2 separate regions of the Homo sapiens genome follow, and region 1 is linked to region 2. Evidence: read pairs that join two places in POLR2A ChIA-PET (ENCODE). Cell type or tissue: PC-9. All regions are shown on one strand. Each heading gives the region's core, and the rest is flanking DNA. Links, peaks and the distances in the headings are about the cores only. Region 1 overlaps MYD88 (MYD88 innate immune signal transduction adaptor). Region 2 holds the start of LOC105377035 (a long non-coding RNA gene).

Region 1 (8,605 bases), core at 3,797-6,296, 1.0 Mb after region 2:
CAAAAACTTCCTTCGGCTATTCTTTTAGGGTAGGCCTGCTGTTGACAAATTCTCATAGTTTTTCTTCAACTGAGAATGTCTTGATTTCCTCCTCATTCCTGAATAATATTTTAACTGGATATAGAATTTTGAGTTGACAGTTTTTTTTTTCAGTCTTTGAAAAATGTTGGGCCAATGTCTTCTGACCTCTGTGGCTTCCAATGAAAGAAATCTGCTGCCATTCAAAAATTTGTTCATTATTGGTAAGGCATCATTTCTCTCTGGCTGCTTGCAATATTTGTTTCTTTGTCTTTAATTCTCAGAGGTTAGACTATGATGTACCTTGGTGTGGATTTCTTGGGGTTTATAATGGTTGGGGTTTGCTCACCTTATCAGCTCTATAGGTTTATGGGTTGTTTTTTTTTCCATATTGGGCAAATTTTCAACCATATTTATTTGTATACCCTTTTAGCTCCAACTTATTTTTCCTCTCCTTTTGGGACTCTGATGACATACATGTTAGACTTTTTTTGTTGTCCCACAAATTCCTGAGACTTAATTTTTTTCCAGTCTATTTTCTGTCTTTTGTTCAGATTGGGTGGTTCCTATTGGTTTGTCTTCAAGTTCACTGATTCTTTGCTATCGACATCTTACAACAGAACCCATCCAGTAAGTTTTTTCTTTTTTTTTTTTCAGTGCTAACGTTTCAATTTAATTGTTTATATCTTCTATTTCTTTTCTGAAACTTAAAAAAATTTGTTTCAAGCATGTTTACAATTACTTATTGAAGCATTTTTATACTGGCTGCTTTAAAGTTCTTGTCAGAAAATTTTGACATCTGTGTCATTTTGGTGTTAGCATCTGTTGGTTGTCTTTTCTTGCTCAAGTTGAGATTTCCCTAGTTCTTGGTATGATGACTGATTTTCAACCTTAGACATTTTGGATGCTATGTAATGAGGCTGGATCTCATTTGGATCTTCTGTTTTAGTTAGCCTTCTTTGACATCAAAACAATGCTGTCTGGTGGAGGTAGAAGTGCAGGTTACTCTATTGACATCCCAGGGTAGAGGTGAGGGAGAACAAGGGAGAGAGTGCCTAGTTACTGCTGGGTCAGGATGAGAGTTCAGGCTGCCCACTAAGTCTCCCCTGATACCACCTTGGCTGGGAGGGAGAAGGATGCCTTGTTACTACTCCCCATCTGGCCTCCACTGACATGATAGAGGACATTACTGCTGGGCAGTGGTGAAAGTCTTGACTCTCTACTAGACCCACTCTGACACCCAAGAAGGTGGGAGTGGAAATTTAGATTCCCCATTTTGCCTTTGCTGGCAGGGTGTAGGTAATACTACAATTTTTTCTATGGTTTAGCTGGAGTGGTTATTGTCTACAAACTTTCTTTCTTGCAAGACTGTCCCTTTCTGGTCGTTTGGCTAGTAAAAGCAGGTTTTCCTTTTTTTTTTTTCTTTTTTTTCCTTTACCTGTACTCATTAGTTTATAGGTTTCTGCCTTCTCCATACTCAGTCTGAGATCCATTAGGCATAGGCAAAAAGAAAACCCTAGGCTAGTGCCATGTCATTCCATAGGTCCTGAGGTCCCTAACCATTCTATCTTCTTCTCTCCACCTTTCAGAGTCTCCTTATATTTGTGTTTTATATAATGTCCAGGGTGTTTTGCCTGTATTTAGCAGAGGGAATAAGGAGAAGTGTTTTTACTCTATATTGTCTCAGAACCAGACATCCCCAAGGGCATTTAAAACATTTATTCTGTATCATCTGGCAAATAGCAGCCAGTGGGGACAATGTTCCCCTAAATTGATGGTGCGGCCCCTCATCTTCCACCCTTACCAGCCCAGTGTTCTGCTGTGTGAATTTTTTTTTTTTTTTGAGACAGAGTCTTGCTCTGTTAGCGCAATGGCATGATCTCAGCTCACTGAAACCTCAACCTTCCGGGTTCAAGCGATTCTCCTGCCTCAGCTACCCAAGTAGCTGGGATTACAGGAATGCACCACCATGCCTGGCTAATTTTTGTATTTTTTGTAGAGACAGGGTTTCACCATGTGTGCCAGGCTGGTCTTGAACTCCTGACCTCAAATGATCCACCCGCCTCAGCCTCCCAAAGTGCTGGGATTACAGGCATGAGCCGCTGTGCCCAGCCTGTCTTATTTCACTTAGCATAATATCATCAAAGTTATTTGATGTTGCAGCATATGTCAGAATGTCTTTCATTTTTAAAGCTAAGTAATAATCTTTTGTACATATATACCACATTTCATTTACCCATTCATCTGTTGATAGATGTTGGCTTGGTTATACCTTTTGTCTATTGTGAATAATGCTGCTACAAACATGGATATACAAACATGTCTTCAAGACCCTGCTTTCAATTCTTTGGGGTATATACTCCCAAGTGGAATTGCTGGGTCATATGGTAATTCTGTTTGTAATTTTTTGAGGAATTGCCATACTGTTTACTATAGCAGCTATGCCATTTTATATTCCCATCAAAAGTGATCAAAGGTTCCGATTTGTCCACATCTTCAATGTTTGTTATATATATATATATATATATATATATATATTTTTTTTTTTTTTTTTTTTTTTTTTTGATAGTAGCCATCCTAATGGGTATGAAGTGGTATCTGTCTCATGGTGGTTCTGATTTGCTTTCCCTAATTAGTGATATTGAGCATATTTTTATGTGCTTATTGGCCATTTGTATTTTTTTTCTTTTTGTTTGTTTCTTTTTTTTCTTAGATGGGGTCTCGCTCTGTTGCCCAAGCTAGAGTGCAGTGGTGCAATCTTGGCTTGCGGCAACCTTCGTCTCCTAGGCGATCTTCCCACCTCAGCCTCCCGAGTGGCTGGGACTACAGGTGCATGCCACTACGCCTGGCTAATTTTTGTATTTTTTTTTAGAGACAGGGTTTTGCCATGTAGTCCAGGCTGGTCTCCAACTCCTGGGCTCAAGCAATCCACCCGCCTCAGCCTCCCAAAGTGCTGAGATTACAAATGTGAGCCACCACACCTGTCCCTCATTTGTATATCTTCTTTGGAGAAACTTCTGCCCAAGTCTTTTGCCCATTTTTGAGTTAGGTTGCTTGTTTCTTTTGTTGTTGATTTCTAAGAGTTTTTTTTTTTATACATTCCAGATATTAACCCCTTATCAGATATATGACTCAATATTGTCTTTTTACAATTGCTCTGTTTGAGCCAGAATCCAACAAAGTTATACTATATCAGTATATTTGATCGTTATGACCCAAGTCTTATCTAATCTAAAGGAAATCCCTCTCCCCAATTCTCTCCCTGGTCATTGACTTGTGGCGGAATCCATCTCCATCGTCACACAGAATCGTAGTTTTGAATTTCAACTATGCTGCTGCCCTCCAAAGTTTCCTGCTTTGCCTTTGATAATTTCAGCGTAAATTTTCCTTATTGAAAAAGGAAAGTTTCTCTTTTAAATGCTCGTAGAGGACTAAAACTGAAAATGAGAAGAGGAAGCTTTATCTACATTTGGGAACACAGCTAATGGGAAGGAAGGCACTGGAGACAGGCAGGTGTGAGGAGTGTGAGGGTCAGATAGGGGTGGGGAGAGCACATTTGGGTCAACAGCCTGGCCTAAGAGAAGAGAGGCTTTTCCCAAGAGGGGACCAGCCCAGGACTGTCTTCCCAGCCATGGGCAGCACATGGCAGATCCTGGGGGCACCGCCAGGGCCACACTGTGGCTCTGCTCCCCAGGGGATGCTGGAGAGAAAGACTCGGCCTCAGGGGTTCTCTGAGTACACAGGGCCTTCCCAGGAGTCCCTGAGGGCACAGGGGCAAGGCTGGGGAGGCTACAGCATCCAGGTGGCTCAGGAGCCAGGACGTGGCAGCAGATAGACCATTGAGAAAAAAGCTACTGTCACTGACAATGTCTGAGCACTCTAAAATGTCACTAGAGTTCTCTCTGGAATTATGATGTGTGAGTTTTTTTCTTTATCTTTTCCAAATTTTCTTCAACAGTGAAAAAGCAATATTTTCTTTAAAAATAGATCAGTACCTTTAGGATTAACATAGATGTGCCCAAAGAAGATTATTAGGAGTAACAATGCAGTGCTCAGGGGCTGGAGTTGGGGGGTCCTCCAGACTCTCTTTGGAGCATAGATCAGCCCCTACTCCAAGACTGGACCAGGACCCAGGAGCATGGCACAACCAAGAAAAGATTGGACATGGCCAGAGAAGGGCAGTCTCCTGAGTGTCTGTAGCTGAGGTCAGTATTCCTGGTTCTGCCTGCAGCCCTGCTTAGGACTGAACCTGTGAGGAGGGGGCCCAGCTTTCAGGAAGCCCGTGCCAAATCCAGGCTGGAACCCACCCAGTGGACCAGCTTCTCTTACCCACATTACTGCTTCCAAACCTCTTCCACTCAACACACACACAAGTTTCCAAGGTAGAATATTATTTATTATTATAAACTCAGGATGCAAGATATATTCCAGGATATAGGAAGAATGGCAAATATCGGCTTTTCTCAGATATCTTTGAAATTATTTTAATGCGTACAAAACATGTAGAAGATGCCTCTTGAGATGGCTTTAAAATGCCCAGTATTAAAGGGGGACAGGTGCATGGCAGCTAAATGCCTCAACAAGATCATGCAGAGAGGGGCATCCATTCCCTCCCAAGATCCTAAGAAAAGGTACCTTGCTCCAGCCTGGCTGAAAGTGGAGCAAAGATATGCATTTTCTATTGGATTTAGGGTCCTAGGGTCTGTCCTGGGGCACAGACACCTAAGACCATGGCACCTTCTCCCCAGAGGACAGCCTGAGGGTAAAGTATAAATTGCTCTGGGAAGGAGAGAGGGAGAGAACAGCTGTGTCTGCAGTTCATTGTTGTGTGAGTTTAAGCAGCTCTCTTCCTCTCTCTGTGCTTCATTAGAGGTATAAATACTGGTACATTGGGTCCTTTCCAGAGTTTGGTTTCAATGAGTAGGGACACAAGAGAAAAGGAATAGATGAGTGCCCAATTTTTGTTCAGGGACATGGTTAGGCTCCCTCAGTGATGGGACTTTCCCACCTAGCTGTTCCTGGGAGCTGTACCTAGAAAAACGTGTGTATGCTGGTGCCTGTGTGTGTGAGAGTACATGTCTGTACATATATGTGTGTGTCTGTATGTGAGTCTGTATGTGCCCATGTGCCCACAAGCTTTGGGGCAGGAGGCTTTTATATGGTCGCTGTTTGTAAACAAATAACTTTGTAAGGCAATCAAGGTACAAAGTTGGTGGGAAAGCTCTCTGCAGGTGGCCCAGGGAGGAAGGCTCCCTGCTCACATCATTACAGTGACTCATCCCCAGAACTCATACTTGATGAATATGCCAGAGGCCAGGATCCCTTCTCATGCCAGGTGGAGCTGAGAGCATGACCACAGGCATCCTGACAGGTGGAAATGAAAAGCAGCCCAAGCTGCTCAGGCGAGTCTCTTGGGGACTTGTCACTGCTGAAGGTTGGGCAGAAGCTGGGAGGTGTGAAAGATGCAGATGAGAGGTGGACCCATTAGGAAATAAGGCTCAAGGTGGGGTCTCCTTGGGCTGGGCCAAACTGCTTCCCCACCTGCCCTGTGGGGAAGGAGGAAGTGGAATGGGCGGTGTGCAGAGGCACTGAAGCATCAGTAGGCATCACTGTGGAAGAAGCTGCCCCAGCAGTGTCGTGGTCACAGCAGTGGCCAGCATGTAGTCCAGCAACAGCCAGCTCTCCCGCAGCCAAGCCTGGTCTCCCCCAGGAGACCCAGAGCTATGCTTCACCATTTCCTACAGGGATTCAAACACAGCTACTCTCTGTTCTCCCCATCCCACTCCTCAAGTGAGGAAACTGAGGGTGAAGATGTGTGAATGGCTCAGAGCTGAGCTGGCTCTGCTGGTCCTTCTTAGTCTCAGCTGGTCCTGTTCTATAGTGTCCTGGCTGATAATCCAGCAAGTGGACATGCCACTCACAGCCACTGGTTCCATGCAGGACATGAAATGTGATGTCCAGCTGCTGCAGACGTGTCTGTGAAGTTGGCATCTCCAGGAATTGAGAGGTAAGTAGAGCACAGATTCCTCCTACAACGAAAGGAGGAGGCAGGGCAGAAGTACATGGACAGGCAGACAGATACACACACACCCAGGGCCTCAGAACAGTCTTCAGGGCAGGGACAAGGCCTTGGCAAGGCGAGTCCAGAACCAAGATTTGGTGCAGGGGTTGGTGTAGTCGCAGACAGTGATGAACCTCAGGATGCTGGGGAACTCTTTCTTCATTGCCTTGTACTTGATGGGGATCAGTCGCTTCTGATGGGCACCTGCAAGCCAAGGGGTGCCATGCTGGCATCAGGCCCTTGCCCCATGGTGGGACAAGCCCAGTCTTCAACCCCAGGGTTAACAACAGCCATCCCCCATCTAAGTACCCCTGGCACACATTCACTCACACAAAAAGGCACACACATGCACACATGCTCAGGTGTGCAGAGATCTTCAGCAGTTCTTTGGTACTGCATCCACAGTCCTTGGGGAGGGAAGGCTGACAATCCAGAGGCCCCACCTACACATTCCCTCATTCTCTTGCCAGAGCAGGGTTGAGCTTACCTGGAGAGAGGCTGAGTGCAAATTTGGTCTGGAAGTCACATTCCTTGCTCTGCAGGTAATCATCAGAGACAACCACCACCATCCGGCGGCACCTAGGGGAGAGTGGGCAGGCTGCAGGTCCTGTGGCAACTTAGTTCAGCATATCCCCTGGGAATAGCTTCAGGAAGGGCCCACTGTGCCCAGGCTGGACAGTGCACAGCTAGGAGGAGATGCCCAGTATCTGGACCCCAGGGCAGGGCTTCATGCATCCACGCACCCACCCCGTGGCCTTCTAGCCAACCTCTTTTCGATGAGCTCACTAGCAATAGACCAGACACAGGTGCCAGGCAGGACATCGCGGTCAGACACACACAACTTCAGTCGATAGTTTGTCTGTTCCAGTTGCCGGATCATCTCCTGCACAAACTGGATGTCGCTGGGGCAATAGCAGATGAAGGCATCGAAACGCTCAGGCATATGCCCTGGGTGCAGAGCACAAGGGTGGTGGTCAGAGCTCCATGGGAAGGCTTGGGAGGGATCCAGCCAAGAGTCCCCTGCCTAGGCAACCCTGGGCCCTGCACCCTTCCCAAGATGATACTCCTCAGAGAAAGTGCCCTTTCCAGGAGAGGAAAGATGAGTACCTCAGGGGCTAAGCTCTGGATTAACCACGAGACAGACATTATTTCATGAGCATCTCACAGCAATCCAGAGGTAGGACTATTATCTCCATTTCTTAGGTGAGGAAACTGAGGCTCAGAAAGATTAAGTGACTTGCCCAAGGTCTCACAGCCCATCTGCTTCAAACACCCATGCTCTTAACACCACAATGTCCTATTCCACCTGTCCCATGGGAACAGTATTGGACCCTTACCCAGGGGGTCATCAAGTGTGGTGATGCCCGCCAGCTCTGCTGTCCGTGGGACACTGCTGTCTACAGCGGCCACCTGTAAAGGCTTCTCAGCCTCCTCCTGCTGCTGCTTCAAGATATACTTTTGGCAATCCTCCTCTGTGGGGAAGAGACAGAGTAAAGCAGCCTCCCTGGGAGTGCCTACCTCTTTACCCACAGTCAGGATCCAGCCGCTGTCCCACCTCCTCTGGCTGGGTTGTTCTAGAGGGCTTCCCCAGTTCACTGGTGCCACGCGAAGCTCAACGGCTCTGAGAAGTTGAGCTCCCACTGGCTCTAACTGACCCAAAGGGATGTCAGTGGTGTTCTGGCTTTCTGGAAGGCCATCAAAGTCAGGTTTGTATCTCTGTCCCTTCCTAGGGATCCTAAGAATGGTACCAAGGTAGGTCTGCTTCTTCTGGGATCCAGGGCAGATGTGAGCAAGGGGCTGGGCATGCCAGAAAGGCTCAGGAGACCCACTGGTTATGGTGCAGTGATTCCAACTCAGCAAGGTGTGCCTGTCTGTGGGCGGCTGTATCCAACGCCTATGCATGTATATTATGTAAGTGCCAGTGAGTAGAAAGAAGGGCTGCATTTCCCCAGGACTTGAGGTTTCTAAGACAGTCCACTGTCAATCGCCCCACCTGTCCTGTTGCTCTACTTGAAACAGCCCAGATGCCCCCACAGAAGCCTGATTCTGACTCCTGGCCCTACCTGAAAGCCTCTGCCTAAGCTGCTTCCTTCCCATCTCCGCCTATCCGGACCTTTCTCCAGTCCTTCTTAATAACCGCGACCGGTTATTAAGAAGGAACGGGACCCGCATGGTTCTCCCTCTGCAGGCTTCTTCGGGCCCCCGAGGCAGGAAATGGGGTCTCTCCATGGGAGACAGGATGCTGAGGCCGCGGAAAGTCAGCCTCCTCACCCCCCAGGTACGAGGCCAGGAAGGGGACGTCCTCACCAATGCTGGGTCCCAGCTCCAGCAGCACGTCGTCGCGGCCCAGCTTGGTAAGCAGCTCGAGCAGTCGGCCTACAGAGGCGCCAGGGCGTCCCTGCCAGGCGTCCAGCAGCCTGCCAGTGGGGTCCGCTTGTGTCTCCAGTTGCCGGATCTCCAAGTACTCAAAGTCCATCTCCTCCGCCAGCGCGGTCCAGTCGGCCGCCACCTGTGTCCGCACGTTCA
Region 2 (8,605 bases), core at 2,300-4,799:
GGCGCACCCCGCGGGAGGCGGAGCGCGTGGCGACCAGACCCCGCCCCCGGAGCCCGCAGGGCGTGTTCCCACCGGCCGTCGCCAAGGTGACGATGAGGACTAAGGGGCCGCCGAGTTCAGAACGTTCGGGCGGCGGCGGCTGTTGCTGGGAGACGCCCGGCAGGCGTGCAGCCAGGGACTGGCTCTGCACTGCAGACGCCGGGCGCCAGGACGCGCCGTCCTGGCCAGCCCTCTCGCTGAGGCTCCCTTCGGATTCCAGACGGATACAGGGTTCCTGTCCTCACCCACGTCTAGATCCTGCCCGGGACCTGCAGGACTGGGCGCCTCCTCCCTCCCTGGTGCTCTCTGTCATTGCCTCTGTGTCCGGAATTTGTCCACCAGTCCCCATCTTCACCGCCATCACCATGTCTCAGGCCACCGTCCATCCTCCCTTCCCTGGGGGATTAGGCACTGCCATAGCCTCCCCAATGGTCCTCCTCCCTTTGCCCTGTGTGTCCTTACGCTCTGTCCTCCACCAGGCAGCCAGAACTCTTACTAAGAATTGACCAGATCCAGTCACTCCTGCATAATACCCTCCACCGGCTCCCCAGCTCACTCAGTCTTAAATCCAAACTCCTCTCAGTGACCTGTAGGACCAGAATGACTTGCCTCTCTGCCTTCTTCTCCACCTTCGTTGGCCCCACTCTCCTCCTCACCCACATCACCCTAGTCACACTGTCTTTCTTGCTCTTCTCAGAACATACCAAGCTGATTTCTGCCTCCAGACCTTTGTACTTGATGAACCCTCTGGCTGAAAGTCTCTTCTCCCAGAGGGTTAGCGGTTGAGCTCCTTCTCACTCAGGTCTCAGTTCCAATGTCTCTCCAGAAAGGCCTTTCCTGATCAGTCCTCCCCCCTTCCCCCATCTAAAGAGGCCCTTATTTTCATGCTGTTTTATGTTTTCCCATATTTCCCTCTCACAATATGAAATTATCTTGCTCACTTATTCACTTGTTTCTTAGTGTTCTAGATAGTATTTCTGCATAGCAAACCACCCCAAACAGGAATTTGGACAGAGCACAGTGGGCATGGCTTGTTTCTGTGCCACAATGTTTGGGACATCAGCAGGGATGTCAACCAGAACACACATGTGTGGCCTTTCCATGTGGCCTGGGCTTCCTCACAACATGGCAATCTCTGGGTTGTCGAACTTCCTAAGTTGTAGCTCCAAAGACATGTCCCATCTAACAAGGCAGAAGCTATATCACCTCTTATGATCTAGTCTCAGAAGTCATGAAAAATCACATCTGTAACCAACATGCCGTTGGTTACAAGTGAGTCACAAGTCTGCCCAGATTGAAAGGAAGGGGGTATTGGACATCACCTTTTGGTAGGGAAGAGGCAAAATTCTAGAACATGCATACATCTTTGGAAAGTGACATCTCCACAGTCAGTCTTCCCCCCACTGAAGTAGCATCTCCATGAAGAACCACGTCTTATTTGATTTTTATTGCATCCCCAGTGCTAGAATGGTACCAGAACACATAGTAAGTGCTAGATTCGTGTTTTAGAGTGAATACATGAAGGATTATCTTTCAAGGAGTCATTCAGACCCAGCTCTTCTCCCTGTAAGTGTATTTCCTGTCCCAGCCCTTGCTTTTGGCCTGATCTGCTCTGGAGAAAGCCCAGTGTTTGTATTGGAGGGTGGGAGTCAAGCCTATTATGGGGGTGGGGATGCGCACATAAAAACAGTTATTGGGGATTAAGAAGTAGGTAGCCAATGAGTTTATGGGGCAGTTTTCTACTGAAAGGGTATTGAAAACCTAGTCTGCTTTTCCCCATTCTTTATTCTGGAAATGTCCAAGTGAGGTGGTTTTGTCCTCCAGGCCATAGTGAGCAGGAAAGTGTCCCAACTTGCAGGGTCTGGGCAAGAGGTGGCCCTGAAGCTGCCCACAAGCCTGTGAAGTTACTCGAAGTCTCCTTGCTTTGTTATTTGTGAAAGACCTTCCATTTGATCTTCCCAAAGTCCTGGTGCACATACACGTTCTCCTCCCGTCTTCCTATTTTCCAAGAGGGGTAGCAGCATCTGCCATTCACCCAAGCCAGAGAAGATAGCCCAGGCTTCTCTCTGCATTACTGCCTCATATCAGTGGGCTTCGGCTTCCCAAGTATGTCTTCCCCTTGCCCCCTGCTTCATTTCCACATTGATTTGTGAGCTCCAACATGTGACTACCATAGCAACAGCCTCCTCATTTCTCTCCCCACCACCAGTGCCACCCCCAAACCATCAGTCCTCCAATCCAGCCTTGCAGCAGTTTCTCACCACCTCTGTCGCCTTAAAATCCACACTTCTTAGGTCATTCAAGGCCCTTCCTGTGCAGCTGTTCCTGTGTTTATGGCCTCCTCCAGGAGGGGAGAATTCTATCCTCTAGGTCCTTTCATGTTCTTTCCAGGCTGTGTCACATCGCTCTGATTTTACCCAGGGCCAACTCACCCATCCGGCACAGGGGGCAACACTGCCTAGGGTCCACAATCCTTTTAGAAGCTCATGAAAATGTTTAACTCATTTTACTATCAGAAGGGAAAAACAAACTTTCAGGCCGAAGAAATTGTTTGAATATATAACATTAACATATTCGGCTTTATACCACCACAGTCGTAAAATATACTTTTAAATATTTTTTTATGGAAAAGGAGCCCATTAAGGCAAAGGTACTTAGGGCCCACAAAAATCATAATGGGGTTCTGGTTTTGGTTATGCTGTCCTTCCCCCCAGCCTGTGGCAGAGCTGCCTAGTTAGATGCCCAGCTAACTTCCGAAGAAAACTCTAGCAGAGGCTTTGCCTGGGAACCCTCAGGAACCACTCCCTGGTCCCAAATCAGGAGCTATGAGGACTGAGGTCCGTGTCCCCAACCCCCACCTGCGTCCCGGAAGGCAGGCACGGGGGTGCCCTGCTGCGGGCCAAGGGGGCGGTACTCGGGTCTCGCTGGCTGCAGCTCGCCCGCCCGCCCTGCCAGCTCCACCCGACCTAATCGGAAAAAGGAAGCTGGCCCTGAGCTGTTCTCTCTCTTCTTCCTCAAAAGCTCCGCCCACCACCCCCTTCCCACCCCCTTCCCACCCCGCGCCTCCCCAGTTACGTTTCTTACGAAAAAGTGCTGCTGAGAATTCCCAGAAAGTCCCGGATATGAAGTCACTCGCGTGAGGTCACCGAGCCTGGTTCCAAGAATCAGAAGCTTGTGGGGGAGAAAGGAAAGCGCAGAAAAAGAAGGAGCAGTGATCGGAGTTGTGGGTGCTGTCGCGGCCAGGGGCGGGAGGCGGGAGGCGGGAAGGGCCCCGCCCCCTCCCCCCTCCGCCCCCTCCCCCCCCCGCCCCCGCTAGATCGGCAGGGTCCCAGGCGTCTCCAATCAGGCCTTGGCCGGTGTGACCCCTGGAAAAGTTCCAAAGGAAACTAGGCTTCACTACCATATTAGAGAAATGCCGACTGAACACAGAAATACCGATCCTTATTGACCAAGATCAAAAAGTCTGATACTGCATGGTGTTGGAGCAGATGGGGAAACAGCAGTGTTTATCCACTGTTGTCAGGGAGAGAGAACTGGCCGGGTCTGCCAGTTTGGAGAACAACTTGGAAATATGATCAGAATTTTAAATGAGCATACCTTTTGACCTAACAATCGCACATCTAGGAACTTATCCTACTGAGAAATACAAGGATAAATGCTTAAGAGAGTTTTCAGCAGCATCATTTGAAATACTGAAGGTTAGAACCCACCTAGATGTCCATCATAGGAAACTAGTCTAAAAAATGCCATGGTACATCCGTACTCTGGAATACTATGTGCTGTGAAAAAGAATGAGGCAGCTGTTTATGAGCCAGCTCTGTGTTCCCCATTACGGTCTTTTTTGTGTATGTGTGTGACAGGGTCTTATTCTGTCTCCTGGGCTGCAGTGCAGTGGTGCAGTCATGGCTCACTTAAGTGATCCTCCCACCTCAGCCTGCCAAGTAGCTGGGACCACCGGTGCACGCCACCATGGCTGGATAATATTTTTCAATTTTTTGTAGAGATGGGGGTCTCACTATGTTGCCCAAGCAGGTCTTAAACTCCTGGGCTCAAGAGATCCACCCCCCTCAGCCTCCCAAAGTGCTGGGATTACAGGCGTGAGTCACCACACCTGGTCTGGTCATTTCTTAAAGGTATATATTCATTCAACAGACATGTTTTGAGCACCTACAAAGTGCACGGCACATTGCAGATACTGGCAATAAAACAGAGGACAAAACAGCTTATGGGGATGGGGGAAAACCAATAAAATGCATCAAGTGGTGATAAGTGCTTTGGAGGAGACTCACTCAGAGCAAGGGGTACAGAAAATGTCAGGGTTGTGCTATGTTAGATTGGGTGGTCAGGGAAGGCCTCTGGGACAAGTTGACTTGGGAGCAGAGACCAGAATGATGGGAGAGAATGTCACCTATCTGCCCGGTGTAGGGCCTAGCCTGTGCCCAGGATTTTACTTGGACATAAAGACCAGCCAGGAGGCCAGCAAAGCTGAAGAGGAGCGGGCAGGGTCACAGTGGTAGGAGGAACAGTAGTGAAAGAGAGGAGGAGGAGGGTCAGGTAGGACTTCCTAGGCTTTTGTGAGGATTTTGGCTTTCATAGCCATTGGAGGGTCTTGCACAAAGAAGTGACATGACTCGACTTAGGTTTTAAAGGATCCCTCTGGCTGCTGAGTGGAGACTACTACAGAGGGGCAAGGGTAGAATCTGAGAGCCCAGGAAGGAGGCTGCTGCAACCATGGGAGATACAGCAGGGCTGGACCAGGGTGGTAGGAGATGTCACGCAGTGATCTGCTTCCGGGTACATTCTGATAGTAGAGCTGATAGGATTTGCTGATAGCCCCAGATGTAAGTATGAGAGAAAGAGGAGTGTGTAACTATAAGCATGGAGTTATCTTTCATCAGGAGAGGGAAGCTGGTGGGAGGAGCAAGATTTTGGGGGACCGGGGTGAAGAATCAGTCTGAACTCACATGGGTTGGGAATTCAGGAGTGATGGAAACATGAGAGCTGTTTGGAATTTGTAGCAGAGAGGGTCCTAGGGAGAGACAGCTGGCACCCTGGAATTGGGAAATTTGAGGAGGGTTTAATAAAAGGAGCCTTTAGAAAAGAGTAGCAGGATGTAGAGAAACCAGGAGGGCAGTGTAGGCCCCCAGGGCTAGTAACAGTGGGGCCTTAACCATCCATAGTTCTGAAGGAGTGAGAAGAGGGAGTTGCTGGAACCTGGGGACAAAGATAGCTAAAAGATAGCTGAGTGGAGAAGACAACATCTAAACTCATGTGATTTCATCCAAGGAAGGGGATTTATCTTTTTTTTTTTTTTTTTTTTTTTTTGAGATGGAGTCTTGCTCTGTCACCCAGGCTGGGGGGGTGCAGTGGCACAATCTTGGCTCACTGCAACCTCCGCCTCCCAGGTTCAAGTGATTCTCCTGCCTCAGCCTCCCGAGTAGCTGGGATTACAGGTGTGCGCCACCACACCTGGCTAACTTTTGTATTTTTAGTAGAGACAGCATTTCACCATGTTGGCTAGGCTGGTCTCGAACTCCTGACCTCAGGTGATCCACCCGCCTTGGCCTCCCAAAGTGCTGGGATTACAGGTGTGAGTCACCACACCAGCCTGGGATTTATCTTTTAATAGACAAGTTTGTATGTTGCCAACTGACAGGAGCTGAGGCCTTTGGTGGAAAAATGCAGCCAGTCCATGGCAACCCTACAGGGAGAACAAATATCCTGACCTCACTCTCCACCCCTCCTCCAAAGGCTGTGGGAAGCCAGAGAGCAAGAGAGCCCATGGATGCAGCACATATGGGTCAGTCCCCAGCCCAGAGCAGGGAGGAGAAGGATTGCAAGCGGGTCTGGAGTGGCGCATGGAGGCCAGGGACGCAGGAGCCAGCAGTGAAGGTGATCCGCAAAGCCATAAGGCTGGAGAAGGGATCTCTTAGGAAGTGAGGCAGATAGAAAAGTGGACCCAGTTCACTGTCCTGGGGCCCTCCAATATTTAGAGATTGAGAGATAAAATAGAGCCAGGAAAGGAACCGCCAAAGGAGCAGTCAGTAAGACAGGAGAACAGAGAGCTGTGCCTGAGGCCAAGGGAAGCAAGTGTGTCTAGGAAGGGGAAGGGAGGCAGGGCTGAGATGAAGACTCCAGAGAGGTCTAGTAGGATGAGGGTGTGTGTGTCTGTAAATAATGTACATAGCATATTTCTGGAAAGCAACAAAAACTCTTTTTAAAAATTTTTATTTTTATTTTTATTTTTTTTGAGACGGAGTCTCTGTCACCCAGGCTGGAGTGCAGTGGCGTGATCTCGGCTACTGCAAGCTCTGCCTCCTGGGTTCACGCCATTCTCCTGCCTCACCCTCCCTAGTAGCTGGGACTACAGGTGCCCACCACCATGCCCAGCTAATTTTTTGTATTTTTAGTAGAGACAGGGTTTCACCGTGTTAGCCAGGATGGTCTCGATCTCCTGACCTCGTGATCCGCCCGCCTCGGCCTCCCAAATTGCTAGGATTACAGGCGTGAGCCACCGCGCCCGGCCCACAGTTTTTTTTAATCAGTTGAAAGACAGGCTTGGAAAAAAACAAACATCCCCATCAAAAAGTGGGCAAAGGACATGAACAGGCATTTTTCAAAAGAAGACAAACATGTGGCCAACAAGTATATTAAAAAAACCTCAATAGCACTGATCATTAAAGAAATGCAAACCAAAACCACAATGAGATACCATCTCACGCCAGTCAGAATGGTGATTATTAAAAGATCAAAAAATAACAGATGCTGGTGAGGTTGCGGAGAAAAGGGAATGCTTAACACTGTTGGTGGGAGTGTAAATTACTTCTGCCATTGTGGAAAGCGGTGTGCCAATTCCTCAAAGACATAAAAACAGAGGTACCATTCAACCCACCAATCCCATTACTGGGTATATATCCAAAAGAATATAAATCATTCTATCATAAAGACATATGCATGCCTATGTTCATTGCAGCACTATTCACAATAGCAAAAACGTGGAATCAACCTAAATGCCCATCAGTGACAGACAGAATAAAGAAAATGTGATACATATGCACCATGGAATACTATGCAGCCATAAAAAAGAATGAGATCATGCCCTTTGCAGGAACATGGATGAAGCTGGAGGCTATTATCCTTAGCAAACTAATGCAAGAACAGAAAACCAAATACCACATGTTCTCAGTTTGGAGTTTGAGACCAGCTAAATGATGGACATGGACACACAGAGGAGAACAGACACTGGGGCCTACTTGAGGGTGAAGGGTGGAAGGAAGGAGGGAATCAGGAAAAACAACTAGTGGATACTAAGCTTAGTACGTGGATGATGAAATAATCTGTACACCAAACCCCTGTGACACAAGGTAATAAACCTGCACATGGACTCCTGACCCTAAAATAAAAGTTAAAAAAAAAAAAAAACAAGAAAGGCAGCCTTGGGGGTAACCCTGGGATTTGAGAAAGAGAGCTGATAGAGTCTGGGATGGGCAAGGCTGAGAAGAGAATGGCTGGAAGCATCTTCTCCATGTGTCAGTCCAGCCAATGGCTTTAGGAGCAGTGACCTCTGACATCTGGTTTAAATTATGTCCTGCTATGTGCTTCATGACTTGCCCCTCACTCCACTCCTTCCAACTCAAGACTTCAAGAAAGCTTAATTCATCACATCTTAGTATCTTTTCAATAATTTTACATGTCATGCTTTAAGTATTTTCAGTCTTGTATATCAAAAATAAATCCCCCTCCTTAGATGATGTCCAAGCTTGGATGATGTCATCTTGGAAGACAGATTCCTCCTAGTTCTCTTTCTGATGAAGCTAACCCTCAGACAAGGTGTGTCTTCCTTGCAGAGCGCAGAATCCTCTGGACAGAAAGCTTTCTTTCTTTCTTTCTTTCTTTCTTTCTTTCTTTCTTTCTTTCTTTTTTCTTTCTTTCTTTCTTCTTTCTTTCTTTCTTTCTTTCTTTCTTTCTTTCTTTCTTTCTTTCTTTCTTTCTTTCTTTCTTTCTTTCTTTTCAGTTAAGAATCAGCTCCAAATTTGTGGGAATTATTTGAGGATTGTACTCTGATTCTTATCTCTATTGCAGGTCCCAAGGAGGATAGGGTCCTGGTTAAAGACTCCGGTGGAACCAGTCCCTCAGGAGCCTCAGGCCAACTTTAGGAGGCTTCTCACCAATAGATGGAGGGATGAGATTGGGGGAGGGAAGTGGTAAGAGATAGCTTTGGGAAATCTCATCCTCTCCTTTCCTAGGGCTGCTTCCTTGGGTTGGGAGTTGGGGACTCCCAGTCTGACAGACTTGAGACTTTTCTGACATGGGGGTTTTCCCAAAAGGGAAGGGCCAGCAGAGGAAAGGGAGCCATCAGCCCAGGCCATCTCCCCTCTTGGAGCCTGACTGTGGTGGGCTAAGGTCAGTCAGAGCTCCACTTTCTTCTCCATTGCTCAAACTTCTCAGTACAGCCTGTGCCTTTGAGTTTTCCCACCTCTGTCCTGATAAAAAAAAAAAGAAAAGAAAAAGAAAACTCCATGACAGCAAGGAGCTTGTGTGTATCATTTTCTGCTAATGATCAATG

Evidence for each region. ChIA-PET counts read pairs that join two places held together with the same protein. Peaks named below come from ENCODE experiments on the same cell type or tissue, not always from the same donor. Only the 100,000 strongest peaks of a DNase experiment are listed, where the experiment ranks them.
Region 1: POLR2A ChIA-PET joins it to region 2 with 6 read pairs; 1 of 35 experiments calls an interaction of 5 or more read pairs at or near these places.

What each region holds. Positions count from the first base shown.
Region 1 is chr3:38,138,810-38,147,414 of GRCh38, reverse strand. It overlaps MYD88 (MYD88 innate immune signal transduction adaptor), which reads right to left. Exons shown (of 5, transcript NM_002468.5): 1 at 8,387-8,605; 2 at 7,417-7,551; 3 at 6,847-7,027; 4 at 6,567-6,658; 5 at 4,393-6,283. The coding sequence ends at 6,129. Among named protein-coding and RNA genes, the nearest start is that of MYD88, 4.5 kb to the right of the region's middle. RefSeq lists enhancers at 3,485-3,544, 8,031-8,160, 8,230-8,605. In PC-9, for the core only: no CTCF peak of the experiment used is centred there; a DNase peak (open chromatin) is centred at 5,344; H3K27ac peaks cover 809 bases.
Region 2 is chr3:39,172,447-39,181,051 of GRCh38, reverse strand. It overlaps LOC105377035 (a long non-coding RNA gene), which reads right to left and starts at 3,303. Exons shown (of 2, transcript XR_940740.3): 1 at 3,124-3,303. It overlaps LOC101928263 (a long non-coding RNA gene), which reads right to left. Exons shown (of 3, transcript XR_245209.4): 3 at 6,801-8,522. RefSeq lists a silencer at 1-164. In PC-9, for the core only: no CTCF peak of the experiment used is centred there; DNase peaks (open chromatin) are centred at 3,111 and 3,561; H3K4me3 peaks cover 1,547 bases; H3K27ac peaks cover 971 bases.